Regions from separate parts of the Mus musculus genome. Here region 2 is linked to region 1. Evidence: chromatin loops called from intact Hi-C (ENCODE). Cell type or tissue: heart. All regions are shown on one strand. Links, peaks and the distances in the headings refer to the core of each region. The heading gives the core; the rest is flanking DNA.

The links. Peaks named below come from ENCODE experiments on the same cell type or tissue, not always from the same donor. Only the 100,000 strongest peaks of a DNase experiment are listed, where the experiment ranks them.
Region 2: a loop joins it to region 1, with 2.1 times the contacts of the local background. A loop is called at or near these places in 9 of 42 quality-filtered maps.

What each region holds. Positions count from the first base shown.
Region 1 is chr7:128,556,551-128,571,930 of GRCm38, reverse strand. No RefSeq gene overlaps it. Among named protein-coding and RNA genes, the nearest start is that of Bag3, 41 kb to the right of the region's middle. In heart, for the core only: a CTCF peak has its summit at 8,369 (motif pointing left); no DNase peak of the experiment used is centred there.
Region 2 is chr7:128,665,120-128,680,499 of GRCm38, reverse strand. It overlaps Inpp5f (inositol polyphosphate-5-phosphatase F), which reads right to left. Exons shown (of 20, transcript NM_178641.5): 7 at 12,705-12,903; 8 at 11,907-12,086; 9 at 10,502-10,569; 10 at 5,078-5,202; 11 at 3,694-3,771; 12 at 2,383-2,503; 13 at 655-783. Among named protein-coding and RNA genes, the nearest start is that of Inpp5f, 61 kb to the right of the region's middle. In heart, for the core only: no CTCF peak of the experiment used is centred there; no DNase peak of the experiment used is centred there; H3K4me3 peaks cover 1,098 bases; H3K27ac peaks cover 1,430 bases.

The DNA.
Region 1 (15,380 bases), core at 4,874-12,873:
TTATGGATTGAAGTGTCCATTATGGGGGTGGGGGTAGAGAGAGGGCAGAGAACTAGAAATGAGCAGAGAAAAAGAGAAGACAGGAGAGGGGAGGGAGGAAAAGTGGAAAGAGGGGCAAGGTGTGTCTGATCTTGACAGGCTTACACTGTCTATAGAAAGTTTCTATGGGGTCAACCCTGTTTTAGTATCTTGTCTATGCTTATGATTGCCAATGTGGTCCTGCAAGATATACCTTCTGAGAGCCAACCAGACAGGTCTGTACCCTAAAAACTCCAGCAGAATAGAAACTGAGAAGGCAGATAGCATAGAGTGATGAGAGCCATTTAAAGATATCTTTTAAAAATGATTTATTGCCAGGCATGGTGGTGCACACCTTTAATCCCAGCACTTGGGAGGCAGAGGCAGGTGGATTTCTGAGTTCAAGGCCAGCCTGGTCTACAAAGTGAGTTTCAGGACAGCCAAGGCTTCACAGAGAAACCCTGTCTCGAAAAACAAAATAAAACAAAACAAAAAAACAAAGAAAGATTTATTTTTTATTTGTGTGAGTGTATGTCTGTGTTTCTGTGTGTGTCTGTGTGTACGTTAGGTGTGCTTATAGAAAACAGAAACAAAAAAGGGCCTTGGGTCCTCTAGACATGGAGCTGCAGGTGATTGGATACTACCCAGTATAGACCCTGGGAACCAAACTCGGGTCCTGTGCAAAAGCTGTGCATGCTTTTAACCACTGAGCCATCTCTCTAGCCTGCACTTAAACACATCTTAATGCTGCTGGCCCAGTACTAAAGGAGGAATTGGGCACGTTGGAGGCTTGGGCAGCTAATAAATCCCAGAGCAGGGGTTAGTGTGTCTCCTGTCCTTCCAGGTAGCTGGACACTAGGGAGGTAGAGAAGGGAGGACTCGCTTTGCCCTGGCGATCCAGTCTCAGAAGTGTTCTCTCTGTGTTGTAGAACCTCCGTGGCCTCTCCTACACATTGCCATAACCACCCTGAAACAAGAGGACCTACAGCCAAATGGCATTGACTGAGGAGCAGGGAGGACTGACTATGTCACAGGCTCAACAAGGATTAACACTTATGAGTCAGACAGCAAAGGAACAGAGATTAGAAGTGCATTCCTGGGGACTGGTGAGATGGCTCAGTGGGTAAGAGCACCCGACTGCTCTTCCGAAGGTCTGAAGTTCAAATCCCAGCAACCACATGGTGGCTCACAACCACCCGTAATAAGATCTGATGCCCTCTTCAGGTGCGTCTGAAGACAGCTACAGTGTACTTACATATAATTAATAAAAAACAAAAAACAAAACCTATTAAAAAATTGATATTATAAAAAAAAAAAAAAAAAAAAAAAAAAAAAAAAAAAAAAAGAAGTGCTTTCCTGCTGGGCCTTACATCTCAACTGAAACACAGCAGAAATCCAAGCAAAGAGTGTATGCGTGCATCCCCACAAGAAGCTCTCTGCAGAGGAGTAGCATCTGTTATGGTTTTAGGGTGTGGTTTGTCCTCCGGAGATCTGGGTGCTGGAAGCGTGATTCAGCGTGTTCATGTTGAAAGGGAACAGAACCTTAGGAGGGGAGCCTAGTTCAAGGGAATTTAGGCCACGGGGTCATTGCTCTTGTCATCTGAAGAGATTAATGTTGTCTTATAGAATAAGTTAGCGATTGTGAGAGCCTAAAATTATAAAATGAAGCCACCATTTTTGTGTGTGACTGCTTCCCTTTTTGCTTCTTAACCACATTGTGACATAGCTGGGCGGTGAGAATAGGGGGTTGGGGTGAGAGGTTGGGGGTAGTACAGCCTGATCACAGAGTTTCAACTTCCAAAACCTTTAAGTGCCTGGCCTCCTAATTTTTGTTATAGCAACAGAAAACAGACCAGTATGCTACCTTTCCGGATCCCTGGTTAGATGGAGGAGCTCAAGTCTTATGGTTAGGTTGGTTTCAGGCTCACTCTACCCACCTCTTGTGTCTGTTTCCTTATGGTTGCCTTTTCTTTTTGTGACAGACTTTCTCTATGTAATGATCATCAGGTGTTCTGGGTTATTTACTTTACCAGCTGAGCATCTCCAGAAGAAGATGGTGTTTTCTAGATGCGACAAAAGCCACGCAACTGTCTTAGGGTTTTACTCCTGTGAGCAGACACCATGACCAAGGTAACTCTTAAAAAGGACAACATTTAAGTGGGGGCTGACTTATTGGTTCTGAGGTTCAGTTCATTATCATCAAGGCAGAAAGCTTGTCAGCATCCAGGCAGGCATGGTGCAGGAGGAGCTGAAAGTTCTACATCGTGTTCTGAAGGCTGCTAGAAGACTAGCTCCCAGAAAGCTAGGACAAAGGTCTTAAAGTCCACGCCCACAGTGACATACTTCCTCCAACAAGGCCACACCTACTCCAACAAGGCCACACCTACTCCAACAAGGCCACACCTCCTAATAGTGCTACTCTCTGGGCCAAGCATATTCAAACCACTACAGGCTCTGATTAGCCACATGTGAGAAGTGCATGGGGATTTGAATAAGAGTGGCCTCCGTAGGCTTATATATTTGAATGTTTGGTCCCTAGTTGGTGGAACTGTTGGGGAAGGATTAGGAGGTCTGTCCTTGTAGGAGGAGGTGTGTCATTGGGGGTGAGCTTTGAGGTTTCAAAAGCCATCACCAGGTCCAGTCTCTCTCTCTCTCCCTCTCTCTCTCTCCCCCCCCCTCTCTCTCTCTCTCTGCCTCCAACTTTTGGATAAGACATAAGCGTCCAGCTACTGCTCCAACACCATGCCTGCTTGCTTGCTGCCTTACTTCCGCCATGATGGTCATGGACTCAGTCTTTTTTTTTTTTTTAAAGATTTATTTATTTATTATATGTAAATACACTGTAGCTGTCTTCAGACACTCCAGAAGAGGGAGTCAGATCTTGTTACAGATGGTTGTGAGCCACCATATGGTTGCTGGGATTTGAACTCCAGACCTTCGGAAGAGCAGTTGGGTGCTCTTACCCACTGAGCCATCTCACCAGCCCGGACTCAGTCTTGAAACTGCACTCAAGCCCCTAATTTTAGGCTTTTTTTTTTTTTTTTAAATAAATTGCCACTGCCAGGCAGTGGTGGCGCACGCCTTTAATCCCAGCACTTGGTGGGTAAAGGCAAGTGGATTTCTGAGTTCCAGGCCAGCCTGGTCTACAGAGTGAGTTCCAGGACAGCCAGGGCTACACAGAGAAACCCTGTCTCAAAAACAAAACAAAACAACAACAACAAAAATAAATTGCCTTGGTCTTGGTGCTGTTTCACAGCAATAGAAAAGTAGCTAGACAGAACAGCCCCATTTGAGTTTTTCAGAGAGAACCAGAGGCTTTGCAAAGCTGAGTTGAGATATTTCTTTTAGCTAAAGGGGCAATGTCATAGACCCATGTTAGTGACCAGGTTTATTCTGAGATCTACCAGCTCCTTTGGAGAAGTATTTAACCTCTGTTAAGTGACATGTGGACACTGACATCCACATCATAATGGCCATCCCAAATATCTTCAAATGTTCTTTCCAGCTATGCACAATGGCTTTTTGTTTGTTTGTTTGTTTGGTTGGTTGGTTTTTGGTTTGTTTGTGTTTTTGGAGGGGGGTTGTTTGTTTGTTTTTGGTTTGGGGTTTTTTTTTGTTTGTTTTTTGTGGGTTTTTTTTTTTTTTTTTTTTTTGCAGGTGAAGGGAGCAATGCCTATAGTGATTTTGCTTTTTACAAAAAAACAAGTTCATTTTAAGAAAAAAAATAGAGCAGTAGTGGACAAGGGGAAAAATGAGAGGAAAATAGCCCAAAATATCCCAGTAAGACGTAGTCCCCTTGAGCAGCCTGAGCCCTGGCCATCTGTCAGGCCAGGTGTCTGGGCTTCAGAAGCAGTGAGGGTCTAAGAACAGTGTGATACTAACAAGGAGCCTCCACAGCCACAAGCCTGAGCTCAGGGCTCAGTGTCTCTTCTCCTGACCTACGCTGTATGTCGGTCATCCTTGAGCCCTAATTTAGCGACAACAGTAGGGTTTTTTGTTTTGTTTTACAAGATTTTGTAATTTTGTGTGTTTTTGTGCATATAGGCATGTGAGGGTAGCTGGCTGCCAATGCTGGAAGAAGGCATTGGATCCCCTGGGTCTGCAGTTACAGACAGTTGTAAGCCTCAGTATGGAAGGAAAGCTAGGTCTTCTGCCAGAGCAGCAGGGACTCCTAACCACTGGGCAACCTGTCCACTCCCCAAGAGACATAGGTTTACCCGTGTAACGGTGGAACGTGACGCTTCCCTGATGAAGAAGAGCTTTTCAGATGCTCTTTTTAACTAAGCAAATTTTACTAAAGGCCATCTTTTGAGCTTAAGGGCACAATGTGGTTCTCAGGTAACCTGACTGATACATTAATCAGGCCACCCTAGGATCTTCTCGCAGCCTCACACATACACAACTGTTTCCCATATGCTTTGTGCTCCAGCGACACCTGACAACTCCCTGTAGAACAGTCCCCAGCGGAAGCAATTATCTGTTTGCAGTCTACCCTGCTAGACAAACTCTGAGAGACTCAGGGGAAGGACTGGAAGGGGAGTGTGCCTTCGCTTTGTTACTGTTTTTTTATTGGCTATCTCAAGTTTGTTGTCTGGAGGTTTGTGGTTGGCTTGGTTTTGTGTTTTTGGGTTTTTTTTTTTAAGTTTCTATGAAAAATTTCACTATTAATCTGAAACTGTTAGGAATGAAAACCCAGCCAGGCGTGGTGGTGCACGCCTTTAATCCCAGCACTCGGGAGGCAGAGGCAGGCAGATCTCTGAGTTCGAGGCCAGCCTGGTCTACAAAGTGAGTTCCAGGACAGCCAAGGCTATACAGAGAAACCCTGTCTCGAAAAACCAAAAAAAAAAAAAAAAAGAAATAAAGAAAGAAATGAAAACCCAACATGTCCCTAACAAGCAAGCTGAAAAGCATTAACACACAAAAGCAGCTAATTTCAGGGCAAAATGGTGCATGAAACTGCTTCAAAGAAGAAATAAACAAACAAAAACAAACAGAGAAACATCTCATAACATAGGTTGGGCAGCCCAGGACCTGGGAGGTGGAGGCTCCAAATCCCCAGGCCAGAAACAAAACAACCATAAAACAAAAAAATCCAAAAAGGGTGTGGTAATGACAGAGAGATTAGATCATCATCTTCATCTTCAAGGGGTTGAAGGCCAACCTGGGGCGCATAAGCCCTCTCAGAAAAGACAGCTGCAGCCAAGCGCCTGCAGAGTGGGGGTCAGACATGGCCCTGCAAGTGTGGGGGGGGGGGGGCTGAGCTGTTGTCCTGGTTTTTCCATCCTTGTTGCAGGCCTGGGCAGTAAGGCACCTAGTGGTGGCTGCGGCACAGCCAGTGGAGCAAGGTGAGGTGGCTCCAGTTCCCGTCCCCCCTCACCCCCGGGTGTGTGTGTGTGTGTGTGTGTGTGTGTGTGTGTGTGTGTGTTTTGGTTCAGCGAGCAGCTGCTGGCTAGTCGGGTGAGGTTCTGCTGCTTCTGCTTGCTCCTGCATCAGAAGAACCAACTCTTAACGCCTCCTTCTTCAGGTTGAGTTTGTAGTCTAGGACCTTGCAAGCCTTCTGGATAGGACTGGGGTCCACCTTAAAGTGTTTCTTCAGGAAACAGGAGCGGGAGGGCACAGAACACAGAGATGCTTCCATCAGGACTGTAGCTCACTCAGTCCAAGCGCTTTCTGGTTTTGAGAAGTTTTGATTTTTTTTTTTGCTTTGTTTTAATGATTTATTTATTTTTTATTTTTATGTGTATTGGTGCTTTGCCTGTGTGTTTGTCTATGTGAGGGTGTCAGAGGATGTCTGGAGCTGGACTTCCAGACAGTGTGAGCTGCCGTGAGTGGATGCTGGGGATTGAACCAGGGTGCTCTGGAAGAGCAGCCAATGTTCTTAACTAGTGAGCCATCTCTCCAGACTGGGTTTTGAGTTTTTGACACAGAGTCTTCCCTGTGTAGATCCAGCTGGCTGAAATTCACTATAGAGACCAGGCTGGTCTCCAAATTGTGATCCTCCTACCTCTGCCTTCGAAATCCTGGAATTACAGGCAATGCACTACCTTGCCCAACCAGAATTGATCTTTGTTTGCCTCTAGTTTCAAGTACTGAGCCTGCTACAGAGTGGGCTCTTCATAGCAACTCCTGCAGGAGAACCTCCCAGATGCACACCCGAAGGCCTCTGCTCAGTTTGACTGCTCAGAAGAAGGTGCTCTTCCTCAACTTCAAAGTCTTAGCCAGATTCCCCTAGTCCTCTCCAGCTCTCCTTTTTTCCCCCCTTCCCTCCCTCTTTCAACCTTACCTCTGCCCCTCATTAACCAATCCTGTTCTGTCATGCTGAGGATTCTACATGACCTTTGAACTTCTGGTTTATTGTTTTGCAGATCCACATCTCCCCCACCTACCATAGCTGGGGGAACTTGCAGACTACAAAGGATAAGTTTTATCCATCTCTGCCTCCCAGTCTGATACCTTCTATTCGAAGAATTAGAGTCTATCAGATAGTAGGCATCAAAGACACCTGGGTAATGCAGTTGAAAGAGTCCCCACTCCTGTATTCTGGGCTACTTCTGGGAAGCAAATAGGAACAGTAATTGAATATTGTTTTATTATCTTCCAATGCAGAAACTGCCCTCAAGCCACAGGACTCTTAAATTGGAGGCCCTGGTAGCACTTCCCTGCAAGGGTAGAAGAACAAAGCTGTGTTGGAGACACCCAGGTTAATTAGCAAAGGCTCCCCCTTCTGCCTGGTGGACTAGTCTTTGCCAAAGCAAACAGCACCTGCCCCAAAAGCGTAGGTATATCTTACAGAGCAGCCAGGATTGTTTTTGGAGGAAGTAAAAAATGGAATGTCAGCTGGGCAGTGGTGGCGCACGCCTTTAATCCCAGTACTTGGTAGGCAGAGGCAGGTGGATTTCTGAGTTCGAGGCCAGCCTGGTGTACAGAGTGAGTGCCAGGACAGCCAGGGCTACACAGAGAAACCCTGTCTCGAAAAACAAAACAAAACAACAACAAAAGAGTTCTACAGGATTGGAGAGAGCTTTGAGTTTAAGAGGCTGTTTTGCCCAGCAAGGGACACTATTGGCAATGTCTGGGGTCAGATTGACTTAAGAAAGGGGACTGGTATCTGGTGGCTAAAGACCAGGAACACTGCTAAGTCACAGTGCAAAGGACAATCTGCAAAAACCCGTGCTTTGATAAGGCTGCTGTCAATGCTGGTGGCACTGAGTGGAGAAGAGGCAGATGTGGACTCCATCAGCTCCTGGGCACCCCACCAGGAGAGGCAGAACATGGAACCACAGTGATTGTGTGTGTGTGTGTGTGTGTGTGTGTGTGTGTGTGTGTGTGTTCTACTTATCTAAGAAACTCATCCAACCTTTTTTTTTCTTTCTTTCTCATCCTGGGGAAAATTGTGATGTCTCATAGAAGGAGTCATATTTTTCCTGTTTTGCTCTTGTTCCTTAGAAAAGAATTCAGTCAAAACTAAAGCACCAAGAACACTCGCCTTTCCCCCAAAGTCTGCCTTACTTTGCTGAGAAGCTGACAAGTTGTAAGAGGACCCCATCTCCGTGTGGTCAGTGGCTATTACTAGAATGGATCTCTGGCCAGTTTGTAGATTAGATTATTTCAAATCCATTAATCTCTCTAGTTTAAAAACAAAACAAAAAACAAAAAACAGTGTCTCATTGTTCCTGGGCTCTGGAAGCCCTAATAAACCAGGCTGAGGGACCAGTCCTCAGTTGACCACCTAAGGAAACAAATTAGTAGTGAAAAGCAGAAAAAGGAGATTTAGTCAATGTGGCCACCATGCTCAGTCCGTCTTCAGGGGTCCTTGCACCAGGTTATGGTTTACATAGGGAGCCAGCTAGAAGTACACACAGCTAAGAAGTCCTGGTCGAGGTGTGGCTCCACCCTTCATCCTCGCCCCAGCTTCAGTCTCTCCTGCAGGGAGATCTGACAGGTTGTCTGTACTGTGTGAAATTTCCCTCCAGAAGACAAGGTCCTGCTCCGGCTGGCACCATGTTTCAGCCTTTTCCTTTTCCCAGCGTGAGATCACTGAGGAAGTCTGCTTGGGGACAAGAGGCATTGTTTCAGTTGTCTGATAATGGAAGGGGCGTCTATGTTTCTTCGTTCCTGTAAGGGTGCTTATCCCACGTGTTCATGGACCAAAGGAGTGAATGATGCCTGACTGGGCTCCAGTGGGCTGACAGGTTGCCACTGCATCCTGTGCTTGCTTCCCCTGCTTGGTATTCCAGTAAGGCCTTGCTCCTGGGTCATCTCCATTGTAAAAAATAGGAGCCCACCATTACAAGGGTAAGATGGAAAGGGAAGGCAAAGACTAGATTCGCCCCCTACTGGCAGGTGCGCGGCAATCCCTGGCCTCCAACCTTCATGTGCAGTTCTTTATGGAGACTCACAGAACTAAAGAGATTTCATGAACCTAGGGGGAAGCCAGCTTCCTGGAACCATGAAGCAAGTCCAGGACAGAAGGGCTCTCCGGGACTTCAGGGCCTAACTTAGCAGTCAAGGTTGATCAAAGTTACAGGGAGCCTTAATCAATATTCCTAAATCAGTCTACATGAAGACTTCAAGCTTTAAGCCTTCAAGTAACTTTCTTTGGTAAAGCCTTAGATATTATGATGATGATAATGATGGTGATGGTGATGATGATGATGCTAGTGGATCATAGAAATATTATAGTTATCAAAAGGCAGACATTTCTCTTTTATATTAATTAATGTTATTTTGGGATCCCAAGTACTTTCTTATATCTCTTACATATCCTTTCTGTTGTCCTAGTTTCTTTAAAATTGTCCATAAAATGGTAAAGATATTTTATTTTTATTTATTTGTTTTGATTTGTACTATTTTTTATTAGACAGTATTTCTCACATGCAGTCCTAGCTGGCTTAGGATTTGCTATGTAGACCAGACAGGCCTCAGACTCAGAGATACACCTGTTTTTGCTTCCTGGGTGCTGGGGTTAAAGGCATGCATCACTACACCCAACTTTGCCATTTTGAGACCAAGTGTCACTATGTAGCCTAGGCTAGCTTCAAACTCCCAGTCTATGGGCTGGGTTTTTAGGAGGAAGCCACCACACTCAGCTTCATTTATTTTACTTTTTTTTTTTTTTTTTTGCTTTCTGATATCTTGATTATTAAAGTGAAACGTAATGAGCAAAAAGTCAAAGTGAAAGGCTTACAATGTTTTCAGTAGCTTTATAAATTGAAGGTTTAAAATGTATATATTTAGGACAGACTAGGACCATTAAACTCACAGGCCTTTCTCTTCAGTGGAAGGGACTTACATGTGTTTCTGCCCAGAAATCTGGGATTGGATATAGTTAATAACCTGATGTTTTTTGCTTTTTGTTTTTGTTTGTTTGTTTGTTTGTTTGTTTTTGTTTTGTTTTGTTTTGTTTTCTATCTGTAGAGCCAGGCCTCACCCCAGACTCCTGAGCACTGTTTCTCAGTCATTAGAACTCATTGCTATGAAAGAGGTCCCATGTGCTTTGAAAAAGGAGTCTAGGGCTGGAGAGATGGCTTACGAGCACTGACTGCTCTTCCAGAGGTCCTGAGTTCAAATCCCAGCAACCACATGGTGGCTCACAACCACCTGCGAAGGGATCCGGTGCCCTTTTCTGGTGTAGCTGAAGAGAGCAACAGTGTACTCACATAAAATGAATAAATAAATCTTTTTTTAAAAAAGAGTCTACTTTATTATGCTTATTCCAGACCCTTCCTCCCCAGACCCTTATCCTGAGCACTGGCTTTCAGTCAATAGGACCCATTCTAGTTGGTTGTTTTGGTTTTGTTGTTTTTGAGACAGGGGTTTCTCTGTGTAGCTTGATTATCCTAGAACTCAATCTGTAGACCAGGTTGGCCTCCAACTCATAGAAGTCCACCTGCTTCTGCCTCCCAAGTGTTGAGATAAAAGGCATGCACCGCCACTGCCTGGCCCAAGAGGACCCATTTTTATGAAAGACATCACAAGTACTTTGCAAAAGGCATACGCTTTGTGAAGAAGGTTGATGTATTCGTGCCTTAAACTTTGTTGTGATGTCATGAGAAAACTTTTCTCCAAAGTTGTGCTGGGCTTAAATAAACTGCTCACACCACCCACACCAGCTAAGTGATGTTGAACTGGGTTTCCTTCAACTGATGTTGAAGATGATTGCCTGATGTGATCATTCCTCTGCAGTCCATAGCATTTGCAAGGATCCCACAGACAATCTTTATTTTTATTTATTTATTTATTTATTTATTTATTTATTTTTTTAGTTTTATCTTGTTTTTGCTGAAGGAATTTTATGACTTGATAATTAACTAAAATTCTCTCCAAAAATGTAATGTTGCTAGGAATGGATTGGGAGATAATTTTAAATTATGCCAACTACTTCTATGTCAGAGGGTGGTATGATGGCTAATCTTGGTTGTCAACTTGATTACATCTGGAATCATATAGAACTCAAGCAGCTGAGCACAACTGTGATGGTTAGAATGACAATGGCCTTCATAGTCCAATATGTTTGAATACTTGGTCTTAGTTGCTGCTAGAACTGTTTGGGAAAGATGAGGAGGTGTGTCAATGGGGGTGAGCTTTTAAGGTTCCAAAATCCAATGCCATTCTCAGTTAGCACTCTTTCTTCTCTCTCTCTCTCTCTCTCTCTCTCTCTCTGTATATGTGTGTGTGTGTGTGTGTGTGTGTGTGTGTGTTTGCACCTCATTGCTGCTGTGTCAAACATGTAAGCTCTTAGCTACTGTGCCACTGGCTGCCTACTGTCATGGGCATGGATTCTAACCACCTGGAACCATGAGCACCAAGTTAAATGTTTGCTTGCTTGCTATTTTGTTTGCTTGTTTTGTTTTACTTTTTGAGACAGGGTTTCTCTGTAGCCTTGGCTGTCTTGGAACTCACTCTGTAGACCAGGCTGGCTTTGAACTCAGAGATCTGCCTGCCTCTCCCTCCCAAGTGCTGGGATTAAAGGTGTGCACCACCACTTCCTGGCCAAATGCTTTCTTTTATTAGTTGTCATGTTGTTTTGACACAGCAATAGAGAAGTAACCAAGAAATATCTGTGAGTGATTGTTCTAGATTGGGTCATTTAAAGCCAGAAGACTCCCTTTAAATCTGGGCCACATCTTCTGGCGTCAGCCTACATAAAAGGACACGGAAGAAAAAAACTTTGACTTTTTGCCTGCTTGCTCTCACTCTCACTGGTAAGTTCATCTATTCTGCTGTGGAGTCATTCCTTCACTGGTATTAGAACCTACTTCTTCAGGATTCTAACTGAGACATCAGTATAGAAACTGAACAACTACTGGATGTTGTAGAAATGTTTAGTCCCAATCCAGGGTTTTTACCCTGCCTTTGACCATTTAGTTCCTGGATAAAAGACACACATGACTCTTATATTTACAATAGACTTAAACAGCACAAGAACTGGGCAGATATCTACCCTCTATGATATTAGAATCTACTTTGATAACCCCACATTATTACTTACTATATTTCATCTGGGATGCTCTTGACTCCAATTGGCCAGCCCGCAGAGCCATGTTTTCATGACTCACCTAGCCCATGGCAGCTTCTCCTCCATTTACCTTCTTCTCTTCTTCCTGGTTCTTCTCCAACTCCCCAGGCCCGGGAACCCTAAAACCAGCCTCTGCCTCTTCTGCCCAGCTATTGGCTGTGGGCATCTTTACCAATCAGAAATAATTTGGTGGCAAGGTCACATAGCATCACTTGGGTCTATGTGTGGACTCTCTGTCTCTGGGGTAACCACATCTTGAGGAATTAGTGTTCACATTAAAATACAAGCAGCATCAGGCCAACCCACTACAATTGAATTCTAGGCCTTTCCATTAGGAGAAAGCCATTGCTCAACTAGCCAGACCATAGCCTGTAAACCACTCTAATAAATCCCATATATATATAAAACATCTATCAGTTCTGTTCCTCTAGAGAACCCTGACTAATATAGATGGGTATAAAGTCATCTTGGGATTTTCATTATTCAGAGACTGGAGAGGTGACTCAGTGGTTGAGGGTGATTACTGCTTTTGCAGAGGATGAGAGTCGGGTTCCCAGAACCCATCTCAGGCAGCTTACAACTGTCTGCAACTCTAGCTGCAAGGTATCCATTGCCCTCTTCCGAACTCCATGGTTACCCACATACATACATACACACACATACATACATACATATATACACACACACATACACACACACATACATACATACACACACACATACACACATACATACATACAAATGCACATAAATCTTAAATGGAATTTTTCTTTATTATTTTATTTTATTTTTTAGACTGAGTCTCAAGTCTCACTGTGTAGTCCTGGCTGTTCTAGAACTCACTAGGTAGAAGAGGCTGACCTTGAACTCACAGAGATCCACCTGCCTCTGCCTCCTGAAGACTGAGATTAAGGTGTGTGCCACTATGCCAAGCTAAAAGGAAAAAAATATGTAAGTGTATGATTCGATTAAAGGATGTATGGATCCATCCAGTTTTGAAAACAGCAAACAAATAGACACACAGTTTTCTAGTGAAAAGTAATATTCAGATTTTCAGACAGGCTGCTGAAGCCATCCATCCCCAGTACCACCCAATGAGTAAGCAAAGCCAGTTCTGTGGAGGATGATACCTCTGTCTACTGTCTAGAAAACTCTGGTGGGCAGTCCCTAGACCCTAGCCCTTGTTCTCTGGGACTCTAAGACAGGAAAGTCTGCTGGGGTAGTCAAAGAGTAGAAAACTAGTGGTCCCAATGGAAACCATGATCATGTCTGAACTAGAGTCCAGAGACATGGAAGTGTGGAGATTAAGAGAGGGCAGGGGGCTGGGCGGTGGTGGCACACACCTTTAATCCCAGCACTTGGGAAGCAGAGGCAGGCGGATTCCTGAGTTCGAGGCCAGCCTGGTCTACAAAGTGAGTTCCAGGACAGCCAGGGCTATATAGAGAAACCCTGTCTCGAAAAACCAAAAAAAAAAAAAAAAAAAAAAAAAAAAACCCAAAAACCAAACCAAACCAAAACAAACAAAAAAAAAAACCCCAAAACCAGAGAGGGAGAGAGACAGAGGGGGTGGGGGCAGGGAGGTTAATGGGAATTCATGGAAGGCAAATTGGCCCAAGGGTGGACAATTAGTCCACAGATAAACGTTAGTGAGCTATATTCTGTTATGCTATATGAAGGTGGCTGGAGCTGGAGCAGATATCTGGCCCAAAGCAGAGAGAAGACCCATGAATTAATCAGTGAATTCCAGTGGCATCTATGAAGAGATTTTCTATGAAGGGTTTTCTGAGACTAAGTGCAAGCATGCATGTGTGCATGTGTGTGTGTGTGTGTGTGTGTGTGTGCGTGCGTGCGTGCGTGCGTGTGTGTGTGTGTGTGTGTGTGTGTGTGTGTGTGTGTGTGTTTAAGGTCCTTGGGCAGGAGCTGGCCCTCACAACTTCTCCTTTTAGCTCAACTTTCCACTCAGCTTTGGATTTGCTTAGATTTTATTTGGAAATGTGAAGAAGAGTATGTTTGTGTTCTGACACCCCTAATCATGACCCTTTGGAATGTTAATGTTGTGGCCTCTCACAAGTGACTGATTCTCAGGGGTCACCTGGCCAGGGCTGCTGCTCTTCCAACCCCTGTTGCCATAGCCTTCTGTTTACCAATAGTGAGTTCCAGATGCTGGAAGCCACTGCTTCCCAGAATCCCTTGACTGAGGTCATTCTCCTAAAAGACACATCTCTGAAATGGCCAGTGGTGCCAACCTGAGTGCCTCCTCGGTGACATCATGTGCGCACCCTGGGTCTCTTGTCTTCTGTACTGGTGGAGAAAGAAGCACAGCCTCAGGGGAGCCAGAGGGACGCGCCTTTCTCCTCTTAAGTCCAGGCCTGCCTGCTTCCTGGGCTCCACAGCTGAGACCTTCAAACTAAATAAAATAAAATTAGGTCCTTTAGAGGGGTTAATGGTCCCTGTTTCTTGCTTCTACAAAATCCTTGCCTAGATTACATTATGAGAAGGTGCCTAGTCAGGTATGGTGGTGCATACCCGAAATCCCAGCTCCTGGAAGGCAGAAACAGGACAGTTAGGAGTTTAAGGTCTTCTTTGGTGTCTTGGTCACTGTTCCATTGCTGTGAAGAGACACCATGACCACAGCAATTCTTATAAAGAGAAGCATTTAGTAGGGGCTGGCTCACAGTTTCAGACCTTTGGTCCATTGTCATCACAGTGGGAAGCATGGCAGCATGCAGGCAGACATGGTGCTGGAGAAGTAGCCCAAGAATTCTATACTGGGGTCCATAGGCAACAGAAAGAGAGAGAGACACATTTGGGCTTGAGCATTTCAAACTCCAGAGCCCACCTCCAGTGACACACTTCCTCCAAGAAGGCCACACCTCCTAATCCCTGTCATTATTGCTACTCCCTGATGACCAAGCATTCAAATATAATAGCCAATGGGAACCATTTCTATTTAAATCACCACGCTAGGCTACATAGCAAGTTTGAAGTTAGCCTGGACTCCAGGAGACTCTGTTTTATTGGACACACACACACACACACACACACACACACACACACACGGCAAAAAGCTGTAGAGAGCTTGACTAGCATGCAGGAAGTCTTGGGTTCAATCCCAACCATTGCATAAACTGGGCATGATGTCACACCTGTAATATTATTGATTGGGGGGAGGTGGAACCTTGGTGTGGTAGCCAATTTTGGTTATCAACTTGACACCTGGGAAGAGCAAACCTCAGTTGAGAAATTGCCTTTATCAGATTGGCCTATGGGGATCTCTATGGGACATTTTCTTGATTGCTAACTGATATGGGGGTGTCAAGCCCACTGTGGGCAGCACCATCCCTAGGCAGGTCTGCCTGGATGTTTAAGAAAGATGGCTGAGCATGACTTGGGGAACCTAGTAAGGAGAGCTCCTTTGTCATTGTTATTTCAAGCTTTTGCCTTCAGGTGTTGCCTTGGCTTCCTTCCACAATGAATTTTAACCTGTAAGAAAATATAAACCCCTTTCTCTACAAGTTGCTTTTTAATCATGATATGTATGACAACAACAAAAAACAAACTAGAACACAAGCTGGATCATACATAAATTTAAGACCATCCTCAGCTGCATAGGGAATTTGAACCCAGCCTGGGGCACATGAGTCACTGTCTCAAAAAAAAAGAAAAGAAACAAAAAGAAAAGAAAAGAAAAGAAAAAGGGAAAGAAAAAGAAAAGGAAAGTGTCTTCTGGACTTGAGAGGGAAGGTTGCAGACAGGGATGGGCACTCATGACCAGAAGAGGAGACAGAGAGTGCTGTGAAGTTGTTCCTGGCCTGGAGCCTGCCTGGATTTGTCGTTGAGATTC
Region 2 (15,380 bases), core at 4,880-12,879, 110 kb before region 1:
GAGTAAGAGGCAGGCTTAAGAGTCAAACTCAGAGAAGACAAAAGTATTCCCACACAGGTCAGGTACTAGCAAACATGTTTTGTTTATATACAGTTTTAAAATGGATGCACAGCCAGGTATAGTGGTGCTCAGGGAGGCAGAAATAGGAGGATCTCTGTGAGTTTGAGGACAGCTAGGCCTACACAGTGAATTCTATGACAGCCAGGGCTGCATAGTAAGAGAAGACCCTGTCTCAAAATAAAAATAAACGCACATAGAACTTCTTATTTCCAGATTCCCTTGAACAACTAGAAGATAAAGCAAAATGGGACCTCCTCAAAAAGAGCGACCTTCTCCAGAGAGCGACAGAGCCCTCCTGCTCAGGCCAGGCCCACAAAGGCCGCCTATACCTGACCTAACAGCAGACTCCTGTCATAGCCAAACATTCCAGAGATAAATCATACACACACACACTCACACACATATATGTGTGTGTGAGTGTGTGTGTGTGTGTATATGTATATATGTATGTATGTATATATATATATATATATATATATATATATATATATATATATATATAGAGAGAGAGAGAGAGAGAGAGAGAGAGAGAGAAACAAAGCTTGTTTTGATCCTCAGATAGAATGACCCACAATGCCTGCTACAAACAGTTACCTTTAGAGCAGCAGTCCCAGCATACTGCCTGCTGATGGAGTCACCGTTGTTGGCCCACATTATCTGGTAGGTCCGATTACATTTCACAGGTAGTGGCTGCTCTGGGGGCATCACACCTAGTTTTTTAAGCTAAAATAAACACATTAGTGGGTAAATAATATATGAGAAACCATAGCATTAACTGTGTATTACAGAAAAAGAGGGAAAGCTGACATAATTTGGGACCTTTGTCTAAAGGAAGTGTTTTCCAACTTTCTTTCTTAACTCCAGGCTGAGAACATGGAGGTCAGAGAACAGCTTTCAGAAGTCACTTCTCTCCCTCTACCGCCTGTGTCCCAGGAGCCAATTCAGGTTTTCAGGCTTGGTGGCAAGTGCTTTACCCACTGAGCCATCGCACTGGTTCCCTCAGGCTTTATGCCTGAGACAGAGTCTTGCTATGTAGCCAAGGCTAGCCTAGAGTCCCAGACCCTCTTGACTCGGGCTCATGAGTGCTGAGAAGACAGAAGTGTACCAGCAAGCCCAGCTCAGACATGTTTTTAAAGATACAGCACTGCCCGATGTGATGACGCACACCTTTGGTCCCATCACTCACAAGACAGAAGTGGGTGGAGGCAGGGATATATAATGAGTCCTGTTTCAAAAACAATTATTATTAAATAAATACTGCTATCAATTACTATAGCTGAATAAATGTAACATTTACAGTGTTTTTTTTTTAACGTATAGACCAATACTACTATATTTTGCCTATTTTAAATTTACCTAAGAAGTGGAAACAAATACCGAATGACACAAAGAAACAACCATGAGCAGTAGGTGAGTAATAAATGCTCCAAGAATCATAACCAGGTGCCCGGGCAGAGTTCAAGCGTTGGGGGCAGGGGGAACTTGTTTGTTTTGGTTTTGTTTTTTAACGTGAATTATCTCATTTACTTATCACAACAACAACAACAACCACCACAACTACCCTGCATTAAAGTTGTTAAGGCTCAGGTCTGAGGAGGTCTCTTAGAGTCAACACCTTCCACATGGTGAAGACAGAGCTTAAATTCAAAAGCCTTACTGACTTTTACTTCAAAAGACAGAACGAAGTCCTCCAAGAATAGTCACAAAGCTCTGTGGGGGCAGGGAAGCAAGCCAGAAGGACAGTATGAGTCTCCACTTTGGACTGTAGCTCAGGAAGTTGTTTAGCAGGTGTCAGAAATCTGAAAGACCTACAGTGGAGCACTGAGGTAACAAACAAGCAAGGGGAGGGAGCAGCAGCCGCCACCCTCAGAGCTGGGGACAGGGGAAGGGACCATTGAGTCCCAGAGAGCCGGCTATTAACAGGGGTGCAACAGGCAAAGGGCTTTGTGGCTTTCCATCCTTGATAGCAGTCTCCTCTAATTCCCGCCCCCTGCAGCCCCATCCCTACCTCACAGTGCCAGGGCAGGCTAACAGAAATTCATTGTGCAGACTCCCAGCCCAAAATACAGAAGGGCAGTTTTGAAATTCAGAGAACAATGGAAAATAAACACATGAAACCCCCAACAGATTTAAAATGTTTGCAGGTTGAATATGTAAGAAAATGCTACCACATCTACTTACTTCTAAGTTACATTTCTCGGGTTTTTATGTAACAAGATATTTACATGCTAAAAAATTTTCCACAAAATATTTGGACTTTGAGAATATGTTTCACTATTTACTTACACATGAGTATTTGAAATCAAAAGGACTCCAGATTACCTGCTGTTCCATGACCACGCGCGCTATGGCAGCCTGGACCACGTTGGTGCGATCCAGGCAGTCCATGCAATTAACTCGAAAAATCCCTTCTTGCTTACATATCACACCAGCTTGATCAACCCTTGTCAAAAGAAGTATGGGATTAATTTACAATTTCAAAAAAGTTTTCAAGAAACTCAATTCAACTCTTAACACTATGGCAACAGCAGCACTGCCTGGCAACTGTGTAGGAACATCCTTAAATGTCAGACAGCACGGAGGGCTCCACACACTTTCCTGTCGGTTACAATAACTTGGCAGTGAGGCATTCTTATCCCCATTTAAGAACTCAAAAGCCAAGATCCGAGAGACTGAGAGAGTAACCGACTTCCCTCCCTCTCGGGGCAGTGGGGTTGCACACAACCATGAACATTTAAAACCCCATCTTGTCTTGCCTTCCTTTCTAACTCCAAGTGGACCTCTCAAAGACACACTAGTTGGCTTTACTGGATGGTAAGGAGTCGTGCAGTCGTGCTTGTGCCCTCTAGTCTCAGGCCATCATGCAGTCTTCACATCCAATCGCATGTTCTCTCCTGGCCTCTAAGACCATATTCTTTCTCTTTCGCCTACCTCCTAGAGTCTGGGCATCTTTTCCTTCTCTGTTACTTTCAAAATGCCTGAAGTCTGAATATAGTTAAGCTTCCCTTCCCACATGAGGGATGACAAAGGAGGAAAACAAAATGGAATCCACAGAGTGAGAGGGACACACTTAAGTCCTTCAAGAGCAGCAGCTGCTCCACTTCATTTTCCAACCCTCTGACACCACGCCCTGCTCACAAGCAGCACTGCCTAATGGTGGCACTCCCAAAAAGGAAGGAAACGGGGCAGAAAACACATGATTTCACAGACCAAAAGTCAAAACAACGTTTTGTGAAATACTGTGGTGGTTTGAATGGGAATGCTGAATGAGAATGCCCCATAGGCTCATATATTTCAATGTTTGGTCCCCAGTTGGTGGACCTGTTTGGTAAGGACTAGGAGGTGTGGCTTTGTTGGAAGAATTGTGTTGCTAGATGGGCTTTTAAGTTTTCAAAAGCCTACACCCTTCCCAGTTAACATCTCCCTCTCTCTCCTCTCTGCCTTGTGCTTATGAGTCAGACGAACACTCAGCTGCTGCTCCAGTGCCATGCACGCCTGCCTGCTGCCATGCTCCCTGCCACGAACTCTAACTCTCTGTAATCAGGAATCTCAAATTAAATGCTTTCTTTATAAGTTGCCTTGGTCACAGCGTCTCTTCACAACTGTAGAAAAGTAACTAAGTCCAGTACCTACCAACACCACTTCATGTCAATGATGATGTCATGAATGGCATCCGTGAGGGTTTGAACATTCTCGAACTTCATTCCTCGGCTAAACCCCATTCCCCAAAACAGAAAGCAAAGAACCGGCTTTAGTATTATAACAAAATCATATTCTAATTTACTCAAGAGGAAAGGGCCAGGGCTGTAACTTGGTGGTAGAGCATTTGCCTAGTGTGCTCAGGTTTTAATGCCAGCATCATCAAAACCAACCGAAGCTGAGTGTGGGAGGGCACACCTTTAATGGAAGAATCTGAGAGGCAGAGACTGTCTGTGAGTTTGAGGCCAGCCAGGGATACATAGTGAGACCTTAACTAAAAAAAAAAAAAAAAAATCTTATTAAGATATTTTTTTAATATTTAAATCACATTTTATTTACTTAGTCTCTGTGTGTCCAGGCTTGGAGTGAGAGGCACATGTGCCATGGTGTGCACATGTGGAGTGAGGGGCACACGTGCCATGGTGTGCACATGTGGAGTGAGGGGCACACGTGCCATGGTGTGCACATGTGGAGTGAGGGGCGCACGTGCCATGGTGTGCACACGTGGAGTCAGGGGACAACTTTCAAAAGTTGGTTCTCTCTGCCATACAGATTCCAGGGATCAAATCAGGTTGTCCAACTTGATAGCAGATGTCTTTACCCATCCAACTATCTCGCCAGCTTCTTAGGATCTTTAATAAGTAGCTCAAAATTCTTAAAAAGAATAAGTAAGCCGGGTCTGGTGGCACAAGCCTTTAATCCCAGCACTCGGGAGGCAGAGGCAGGCAGATTTCTGAGTTTGAGGCCAGCCTGGTCTACAAAGTGAGTTCCAGGACAGCCAGAGCTACACACAGAAACCCTGTCTCGAAAAACAAAACAAACAAACAAAAGAATAAGTATAGGTAATTCTATACCTATTTGCACTTGAAAGCACATGTACAAACACCAAAGCAATGCATGCATATGCCTCTTTCCCCACAACTCCTTACAACCTAGGCAAATTCACAGGCAGAACAAGCATTGTGGCAAAGTGGATCCTGCTTTCAGAATAAACATAAATTAAAGATGTCAGCAACAGGATTCACCAATAGCTGACCATCCAGAGCAGGCTAGGAGTTATCCTGGGGACAGAGGTGTTGCTAACAGTATGAAGACAGCCAGAAGGATACCTGTGGCTTTCAGCCGCTGTGATTATGTGTCCCAGTACATTTTGGAACAGAAAGACTGTAAAAACTTCAGCAACAACTTAAAGGCAAACAGCTTAAAGCAAAGGCCACAGACATGAACAGCAGGTAAACCTCACATCCTTCCCTTCTGAGCAGAGAGGAAGGGAAAGAGCAGAGAAGGTTAAGCCGCTTCCCTCTGGGGACGCCCTTACCAGTGCTCATGGAAATCGAAGGAGACATAGGTGAGCTTGGGGTTGTTGAAGAGCAGCACCTGCTTCAGGTAAGCATCACCAATAATCTTCTCCCTTCCAGCCTGGTCTACCAAGTTAACAATAACCTGTGGTAATGATGAGCAAGAAAGTAGCAATATTAACCAGACCTCAGAACTGGAAGGCCAGTGGAACAATTCATTTGGAATTACATTTTACAAATATAGCTGTGCTTAGTTAGAAACTAGTCTACTCAAGCACCAATTTTACCATAAAATTAAAATATCTGTCATATAAGTTTAGCTGTATGAGAGCTGTTAACATCAATGGTAATAGTCCTGTAAATTTGCAATAGCCAACCAAAACACAAAATAAAACATGCTTCTTTTTTAACAGCAAAGGTTTTTTTTAAGATTTTTAAGTTTGTGTGTGTGTGTGTGTGTGTGTGTGTGTCTGTGTGTGTGTCTGTGTCTGTGTCCAGCCCTGGGGGTCAGAGGCATCAGAGGCCCCTGGAACTTGAGTTACAGACAGTTGTATGTGGGTGCTGGGAATTGAACCTGGATCCTTCTGGACCTTCATGGTCTTGACTGCTGAGTCCAACCTAAATAGTAGGTATTTTGAATAGGCAGAATAAGTTTAAAAAAAAAAACCCTACAAATGAGATAGCATAAAACTACTGAAATATGTAAAAGGAAATCTGAATAGACATAAATATGTACCATGTTGCTGAATCTCAAGGTCCAATATTGTAAAGATATCAAGGCTTTCCAATTAATCTATATACTCAACCATCCCAATCAAAATTCAACCAGGATCTTTTCATGGAAAAGATAACTTAATTCTAAAAAAGTAAATATTCTCAAAAAGTAAATATTTGGAAAAAAATGAAAAGCAATAAACACAGAGAAATTTGCCCCATCTGGAACAATTCTATATAGTCTATGTAGCAAGCAAGACTGTGAAACTAAAGATAGGCAACTGACAGAGGAGAACAAGGCTGAGGGCCAAAGACCTGAGTCCACTGAGGCAGGAAGGGTAGGTAGCTAAGCACACTGCTGTGAGCAAGCACAGATGACCATCAGGGGCCCTGGGACGACAACTGTCTGTCTACAAGGAAAAGAGACTTATAAAAGAGTTCCCTATATCTCTTTAATGAAACACAAAATAAACTCTAGATACATCAATGACCTAAATGTTATTTAAAAAAAAAAAAAAAGCCACAAAAAAAGTAGTAGTTTTTGCACAGCTGTAGGTGGAAGCATGACCTCCCAAGCATAAAATAAAAACCAGAAGACAAAGATGATGTTTCCGATGTGACAACAGGAAAAATTTAAATCTGTGTACAAGTGACATTATCAGCAAAGGTTTAAAAAAACAAAACAAGGAACTCTCATGAGAATGTACTTGCCACAGAAAATCAACACTTTATAGAGTACCATAAACAGAGTAAGAAAAAACTGGGTACAAAAGACCCCAGTGAGCAAGATGCTACAGTCCCTACTAACAGTAAATTGCAAATGTCAGGATATAAAAGAGGTTTTAACCTACTGACGGGTAAATTTAAATAACTGAACAGAGTCAGCATTGGTGAACATGAAAAACAACAGCGGGGTCCCATTGCTACTGAGAATAGAAGCTGTGTGATCCCTTAAAAACGGTTTCTAATTTCCTGCTGCTTGTGTTGGGTGGGCAGGGCAAGTCTGAGGATTTTCAGTGCTTCTGGTGCAGTATCTCTGAATGCTAAATATCAACTTTAAGTGTATATGCTGTTTAATTCAACAAGTTTGCCTTCACAAATTCATTCTGCAAAAACAAGTTCCCTAATTCTTAGACTTTTAAAATTGTCTTTACTCTCGGTGGGGGGCACATGTATAAGCATGTGCAGGGGGCAGAGTTAGAGAACTTTATGGCGTCTGCTCTCACGCCCCGCCCCCTTACGTGGGTGCCAGGGATGAAAATGTACACATGGGTGATAAGGCTTGCCCATCAAGTGCTTGACCTGATGGGCCATCTTGCCAGCTCTTCACTTTGGATTATTTTGTTTTTGAGGCAGGGTCACACTATGTAGCCCTGGCTGTCCTGGAACTTGGTATGTAAGCCAGGTCAGCCTCAAACTCACTTTGTGCTGGACTAAAGGTGTGCACCATTATAACCAATTTGTTTTTTCAAACTGAGTTCTTATATAGCCCAGGCCTTGAATTTACTGGATAGCCTAGGCTGGACTAATCCCCTTTACAACCTCTATAGTCTCCTCCTGAGTGCTGGGATTATAGATACACACCATCATTCCCAATTTAGAACTTTTCCTTTTTTCTGCCAGCCTTTGCCTCCGGAGGTGTTGGGATTAAAGGCATGTGCCACCACTGCCTAACCTAAGAATTCTGGGGAAAAGACTAACAGCCAGAGACTTCACTGCAGAACAGTATGTGCACTGCCAGCTCTTTGTGACTTCAGCCCATGGTGAATGTGCGGGTGTCAGGTGACCTTGCTACAAACAATAGATTGCTAACTCAAATCTCAAGGCAAGCCTGGAAGCCGCAAGGCTGAGTGCAGTGACTTCAGTAAACCACTGAGGACTCGGGTTCTTTCTGCCTTTCCCTCTGCCATTCCCTCATTGCTTCCCCAGCAGCACACTGGATAAACGCCCGACTGCTTCATTCACCATCTTGAGACAGATGCAAAAGTCCCTAACATCAAATCCTGACAAAGCAGCCTCAGGGGCACTGTGGGTTCCGGTATATCTTTTATTAGAGCAGGAAGCTTTTCCCACATCAGACCTTCTGTCAAACAGCTCCAGCCTAAACCAATTATGAGCTAGCGCAATGCAGCCACACGGATGAGTCACCCTGACCGTGGGCCCCTCATCGCAGAAAGCAATTACCCAGGAGAAGGACACAGATAACACAGATAAATGAACACTGCCAGGCTCCTGCTGGAGGCCAGGAGGTGTCTGCTCAGCGCCCGCCTCTAGATATTGACGTGCGTCAACGGGGAGCAGGGACAAGTGTGGGAAGAGGTTATTTCCTGGCGTGCACACCTCAGTATTGCTCCTTTTAACAATTTGTGTTGCATTTAAATATGGCTTATTCTTTCTAATGCTACTTACAATTAGGAATATCAATAATGCATGAATCAACACGAATCAACACATTATTAAGGAACTCAATGCAGAATAAGACCAAATCATTCCTGACCACATCCAGTCCTTCATGCCGCCCTCAGCAGCCGCTGGCTCTGATGCTGCAGTGAGGCTCTTGCATAAGCACCCGTGACTGAGCACACTTGGAGTCCTGTTTGCCGATTTAAGTGCTAATTGCTCTGCATCCTTTCCCAGACTTGACGCTTCTCAGCGGTTCCCCTCAGCTCCCCAGTGTGTGAGTCATGGCTTTAATTTGCATTTCCCTGATGATTAATGAGATGACGCACCTTCTCTGATGGATTTGACTTTATAAAATATCCTTGTACATAAAATCCTGTTACATTATTCTGTCCAGTTTTTTTTGTATTGTACATCCTTTTTAATGGGTTTAGAAGACATTTAAATGTGCTGCGAGATAACAGACCAAATCTTAACTATTAAAGATTTATTTTATGTGTGTTTTGCCTACATGTACCTGTGTGTACCATGTGTGTGCCTGCTGCCCTCAGAGCTCAAAAGGAGGTGTCAGATTCCCCGGAAGTGGACTTACTCATGGTTGTGAGCCACCATATGTATTCTAGGGTTGGAACCTGGGTCCTCTACAAGAGCTCTTAACTCTCCAGCCTCCCCTAATCTCTGAATTACCTTTCATTCTCTTCATAATGCCTTTTTAAAAAGTATTTATTTTATGCATGCGTTTCAATTGTGCATAACCAGAAATAACAAATAGTAAAAAATCGTAAAGTAAAAATCAAGTTAGTCCCTTTCCATTATGGTTAGCGTTGTTGTTTTGTACATGTATGTATCTTTGTGTGGTGAATACACAGCATAGCACATGTGCAGAGGTCAGAGGTCAACCTTAGATGTAGGCCTTTGTCTTCCATCCTGTTTGGGGCAGTGTCTGTATTGGTTACAGCAAGCTGGCCTACAGAGCTCTAGGATTCTCCTTTCTCCACGTCCAAGCTCTCCTTAAGAGCCCTGAGATTACACATTCAGGGCCTCGAACTCACAGAGATCCTCCTGCCCCTGGCTCAGAGTGCTGGGACTGAAGACACATGTCATGTCACCTCTTCTCTTCTCTTCTCTTCTCTTCTCTTCTCTTCTCTTCTCTTCTCTTCTCTTCTCTTCTCTTCTCTTCTCTTCTCTTCTCTTTGTGTGAGTGGGTGCTGGGACCAAACCCAGATCCTCTGCAGAGCCGTACATACTCTTAATCGCTGAGACATCCCTCCAGCCCAAAAATAACTATTTCCTGGTTGGGCATTATTCTTTATCAAGTGACTAATAAAATGTGATAGACAATCATACATTTGAAACAAAGAAAGATAAGGAAACTGCTTTTATAAATCCTGCTCATGACTCAGTTTGAAACACTATGCTGTCTTCTGAAATCTTTAATGTTTAACCTTTTACATTCAGATCAAGAGTCTTTCTCAGAATTATACACACACACACACGCGTGTGTGTGTGTGTGTGTGTGTGTGTGTGTGTGTGTAGTGGGTATCAAAAAGAAAAGTATAGTTAAGTATTATCATGTTTTATTTTAATTGATAATTACATTCAAAGTGCCTTACCAACTTGTGTTATTGCTAGCAATATATGAGTTTCCATTTTTAAAAGCAAATACCTGCTTTTATCTATTATAAAACTATCTAAATTTTGAATATGATTATTAAATAATGATTGTTTTTCTTTCCTACTTTTTTTTCTTCCTGTTGCCTATGAGTCTCTGGCTGAAGCTACATGAACTAGACACTAGTCTGGGAAGAACGGAAGACATGCAGCACTGAGTCTGTCCATTCCTGAAGCAGGAACTCAGCATCTTTCTCCTCTCCTTTACTTTAAGACAGGGTCTCACCATATTGCCTGGCTAGCTGGACTGGAACTCTCTATGTAGACCAGGCTGGCCAGGAAAAAAATGACTCCCATGTCATTATACAGTCAGATTGGTCATTCCTAAGAGACAAGAACATTACTTTCATATATTACTCTCATATCAAAATTATTGGCCTTGTTTTCCACCAAGAGGGTTTCAGTCCACTCTGCCTTATTTAACTGTACTCCACGTGTGAGCACACAAGGTCCTGAGAGGCCTATCCTAGTCTGTGACAACTGCCAGCATCTACTTCATTTTCTCCAAACAGCTAAAGCAGCTGATTCGAGAGTATTCTTAGCTTACTCATGTTTAATCTTCACGCTAAAAGTGGCTGTTTAATTATGAACAGTACATGGTTTTTATTCATGGAATTCCACATGTAAGGAAATTGTTCTTACTACATACTAAAGCCCACCTGTTTTTTGTAAATTTTCAGTTGTTCTTCAAAATGGGCACAGAAACAGTCAACCGTTTCCTTCTCACCTGCAAAGAAGCAATACAAAATCCATTTCTCCTTCCAGTGCTGAGACAGACGCGTGCCTACGCTATCATCTTTTTTTTTTTTTAAGATTTATTTATTTCATATATGTGAGTACATTGTAGCTGTCTTCACACACACCAGAAGAGGGCATCAGATCCCATTACAGATGGTTGTGAGCCACCATGTGGTTGCTGGGAATTGAACTGAGTCCTCTGAAAGAGCAGTCAGTGTTCTTAATCACTGAGCCACCTCTCCAGCCCCACCTACCCCATCTTTATTCTTACTTTCTTATTTATTTTTCAAGACAGGGTTTCTCTGTATTGCACTGGCTGCCCCAGGGCTCACCCTGTAGACCAGAGATCCGCTGGCCTCTGCCTCCTGAGTGCTAGATCAAGGGCATGCACTACTACTGCAGGGCCCATTCTTACTTTTTAATAATTCATTAACAGTTTAAATGTAAGATTGTCTAACCATCATTTTAAATTAAGATTTCTTTTTTCCAACTAGAATGAGCTAAAATATATCTGAAAGTACCAACTATGAAATTATAAATGCACACACAGGCACACACACATGCATACATGCGCATACACCCACACATACCCTACCTTTCAGTAAAGGTTTTATGTGAATTATAATAAAAAAATTAAAATGATGGTTTGATACTAAAGTTAAAATAGTCTAAGAAAATAACTCTTAAATGTTTAAAAAAAAAAAACCCTATCTCTCACTGATTTCCTGTGCACTAGTGTCTAGTTAATACACTCTCTGCTTCTACAGACACTGGCTACAGTCATTCTTTCCCAGGGTTAAATGTTCTAGAAGATAAACTTCAAAGCAAGCAGTTCAGACTCTGTGAAGTGAGGCGCTTTATCAGCCTGCTGAGAAACTGCAACATCCAGGAAAGGACCGGGTCCTGAGGCTACTTCCTCACAGTGGGAGGCATGGCTTTTGTTGTGTAGTTTTTAGTACAGGGATTGAACAGGGCTTCTAGCAGGCTGGTCAGGAAACCATACCTCAAAGTCATATCCCAGCCCTGAGAGTTATTGTTTTAAATGAGACAAATTCATACCTATCTGGCACCTGATCTTTTTTTAAGATTTATTTATTTATTACGTGTAAGTACACTGTAGCTGACTTCAGACACTCCAGAAAAGGGCATCAGATCTCGTTATGGATGGTTGTGAGTCACCATGTGGTGCTGGGATTTGAACTCATGACCTTTGGAAGAGCAGTCAGTGCTCTTACCCTCTGAGCCATCTCACCAGCCCTGGCACCTGATTTTTTAAAAATTCTCATCGAAATCTTCACTTGTAAACCAAATAGCTGGCGTGCTTACTTTTGTCTAGCCGAGGTCTTGGATTATAGCGATACCCAACCTGGCTCCAAAAGACCGGCACAGAGCCTCGAGTTTGGATAAATGACAGGGTATGATGATGAACATGGATTAACTGCTCAGTCTCCACATAATTCGCAACATTTCCATTTTTATCCACTCCTCTTCGTTTATACCGCATTCCTGAAAGAAAATTAAACAGAATGCAGTGACAGTTATTAAAAAAACATTCAGCGTGGCTTGGTACTGGAACACACACTTAATATTTCAATGTTCTGCAGGCTGCGGCAAGAGAATAGAAAGTTCGAGGCCAGCCTGGGCTACATAGCAAAACTCTCAACAAATCTGTCTGATTAGATTGTGCTTCTTAATTACCTATCTACAGGAAAACCTGGGAAGCCCACACACCGAGAGGTAAACAACAACAACAACAACATACCAAGACCACGGCTGTACCCAGCACTGCTAAGTTGAATCCTTTGAATGAAAGGTAACGGTTTTCCCAAAGGGGCTAGTTAGCACTCTGAAAGGATTTATCACTGTGACACAGGCTTTTAGTTGGAACACTGTCCTCAGACACATCCCAAGTGACTTCCTTATCGTCTATGTGCATGCAGCCTGCTCTGTTTGACTTGCTAAGTCTGCCCTGTTCCTCCACTGCAGAAATCCGTCTCTAATTGTATCCCAGCCTTTGGAGTTCCGAGCTAACAGTGCTTTCAAGGCCATGATTGTCATTTGCATTTCCACACATCTGCAGCTCCTCCACTCCTGCCTGCATTTCATTTGCATGCTCTTACTTACCTGCTCTGTGCCTACTTCTTCGAGATATAAGAGCCACTAGAAATCGTGGGTGAATGTCATCTACACAAGTGGAGTCCTGAGGGGGCGTCTCTGGGCTGCTCTTGTCATCATCCGAGGACTCATTGTAATTAACCACAAGTTCTTCAATCTGCACAAAACCCTGGATAATGGGGATGATCCAGAAGTCCACATCCGGAGTCTAGGATGGGAACAAACATCGTTGTTTATATTCTGCACAGCACTGCTACTTACTTAAATCCAAATGACTGAGCAGAGCCTCCAGTCAGCCTGCCACAAGCACAGGCCCTTTCTCAACCTCATGTTCTACTCACAGGACGGCAGGGGAGGACGAGGCCTTCCCTTTCCTTTACAATGACTTTCTCCTGACAGGGAACATGCCCGAGCACCAAGCTGTTCCACACAAACTCAAACTCCACCACCTGACAGAGTGCTCGCTTACCTATGTCTCGATGTCCTCTGTGGAATGGGACTACTGGGGCCTCCTAAGGCTGTATATAAGCATGTGTAAAGTAAAGTGCACTGCCTGCCAACAAGTAGTTAACCACGGAGCTCTGATAGCTGTTCCTTTAGATATAGGAAGGCAAAGCTTTAAAGCTGAGTTCCAAAGTTCACTTGCATTAGCCCATAACAAAATGCAATCTGTCCCGATCCATCCATTACAAAACAGTTCACTACTCAAAAATAATAAAGAAACCCACTTATTATGTAGCTGTGCCCGCCTGTCTGTGTCTGCACCATGCATATGGTGCTGCGAAGGCCAGAAGAGGGCGTCAGATCCCCAGAAACTGGGGTTACTGGGGATGGTGCTGAGAACCAAACCTAGACCCTCTCCAAGAGCACCGGATGCTTGTACCTGCTGAACCATCTCTCCAGCCCCCTTTTTCTTTGGGCAGAGCTTCACTCTGCAGCTCAGACAGGCTTGGAATGTTAGGTAGGGGCCTTGCCTCAGCCCCCAGGTACCGGCTGGCAGGTACATGCTACCTCCACCCCCACATACTGGGCGGCGGGCACACACTAGCATGCCCAGTTCTGTTGCTGTCATTTGTAGGGATGCCATGGAAGCATTCTGCAGCTGAGCTCTGCCTCAGCTCAGCTCCACTTCACAACCTGCTTTAGAGAAACACTTTCTTCACCAGCCTAAAATTCAAATAGTAAATGAACAGCAGAGAGGATTTCCATAAATGTCTCATTTTAAAATGTCATCTAACTAATTAGGAGAGCCCTATTCAGAGAGTCTTCTGTTCTTCTAAACGAAACACATTAAGAATTTAAAGCAGGCACTTGGAGGAGGAAACATGGTAGGAAGTTCAGTGTCATCTTTAGCTACGTATTAAGTTTGAAAATGGACTGGACTAGATCAGGTCCTGTTGCAAAAGCAGCAGAGTAAGACTGAGGAGAGGCTCCGTCTAAAGCACTTCTGTGTTAACGTCAAGCCAGGCATGGGACATGCGCTTTGTGACCTAGTGCTGGGGAGGTGGAGGGAGGTGGATCCCTGGGGCTCATTGCTTGCCTAGCCTAGCCTACTTGGTGAGCTCCAAGCCAGTGAGAGAACTTGTCTCTACATAAACCAGGCACCTGAGAAACGACATCTGAAGTCGCTTTCTGACATCCACAGACACACGCACACACTTTGCTCTGAGACAGGGTCTTCTTGTGTGGTCCAGATTGTCCTGTCTCAATTTCTGGAGTGTGGGATTATAGACGTGTGCTATCACACCCCTCTTCAACATCAGTTCCAAATCCACCTGTCCTCTGTGCTGTGCACTGTGGGTCCCACCTAGTCCTCTGTGCTGTGCACTATGGGTCCCACCCAGTCCTCTGTGCTGTGCACTATGGGTCCCACTCTGTCCTCTGTTCTCTGCACTGTTGGTCCTACTCATTTCCGGGCTTAGTTTCACTTGGTGTTTTCTCTGTAACTCAGACCTTCAGAAGGATGGCGATGGCAACAATGAGGTAAAGGCTTAGCCTACAGTCTTCATTTTACTACTATTCTCACTACTTATACTTTAGCTTTTCACAGTAATGTGAAAGTGTCTGACAAAGCTCACCAAACACTGGAATTCCACATTGTCATCATAAAAACAAATACTCATTATCAACGCCCTTACTTGTCTCCTGTCACTGAGTTTGAGGGTCACTTACTGCATGATCAGTATCAGAAAGCTAAGAACGCCCTATGCCTCAACCTCACAGTAGGTGTCTGGCTGAAAATGCACTAGTTAAGATTTCAGTAACTGCTATGAACCATCAGTAAAGGAGAAATGGGGAAAGAAAAATAGCTGAAAGGCTAAGGAAGCTAACAGATGACCCCATTCCGTTATTTTTGTCTCGTGTTCAGTGTCTAAAGCACACAGCAAACAGAGCCCTCAGCCATAATTCTCCAACATGCGTAATAGGACCTGATGGCTAATCTTCAGTCAACTTGACTGGACTCAGAATCACCTAGAATAAGAGTCAGACCTCTGGGTGCATCTTTGTGTCTGTTTCTAGAACTAACTGTAAAGAAAAGACGTACCCAGGTGGTATCATCCATCGTCTGAGGCCCAGACAGCATAAAGGGGGAAGTGAACATCCGTATCTCTGTCTCCCTACTGCCTGGCCCACCACGGCAAAACGCTTCCCCCCCCCCCCACCCACGATGATGTGTTGAAATCA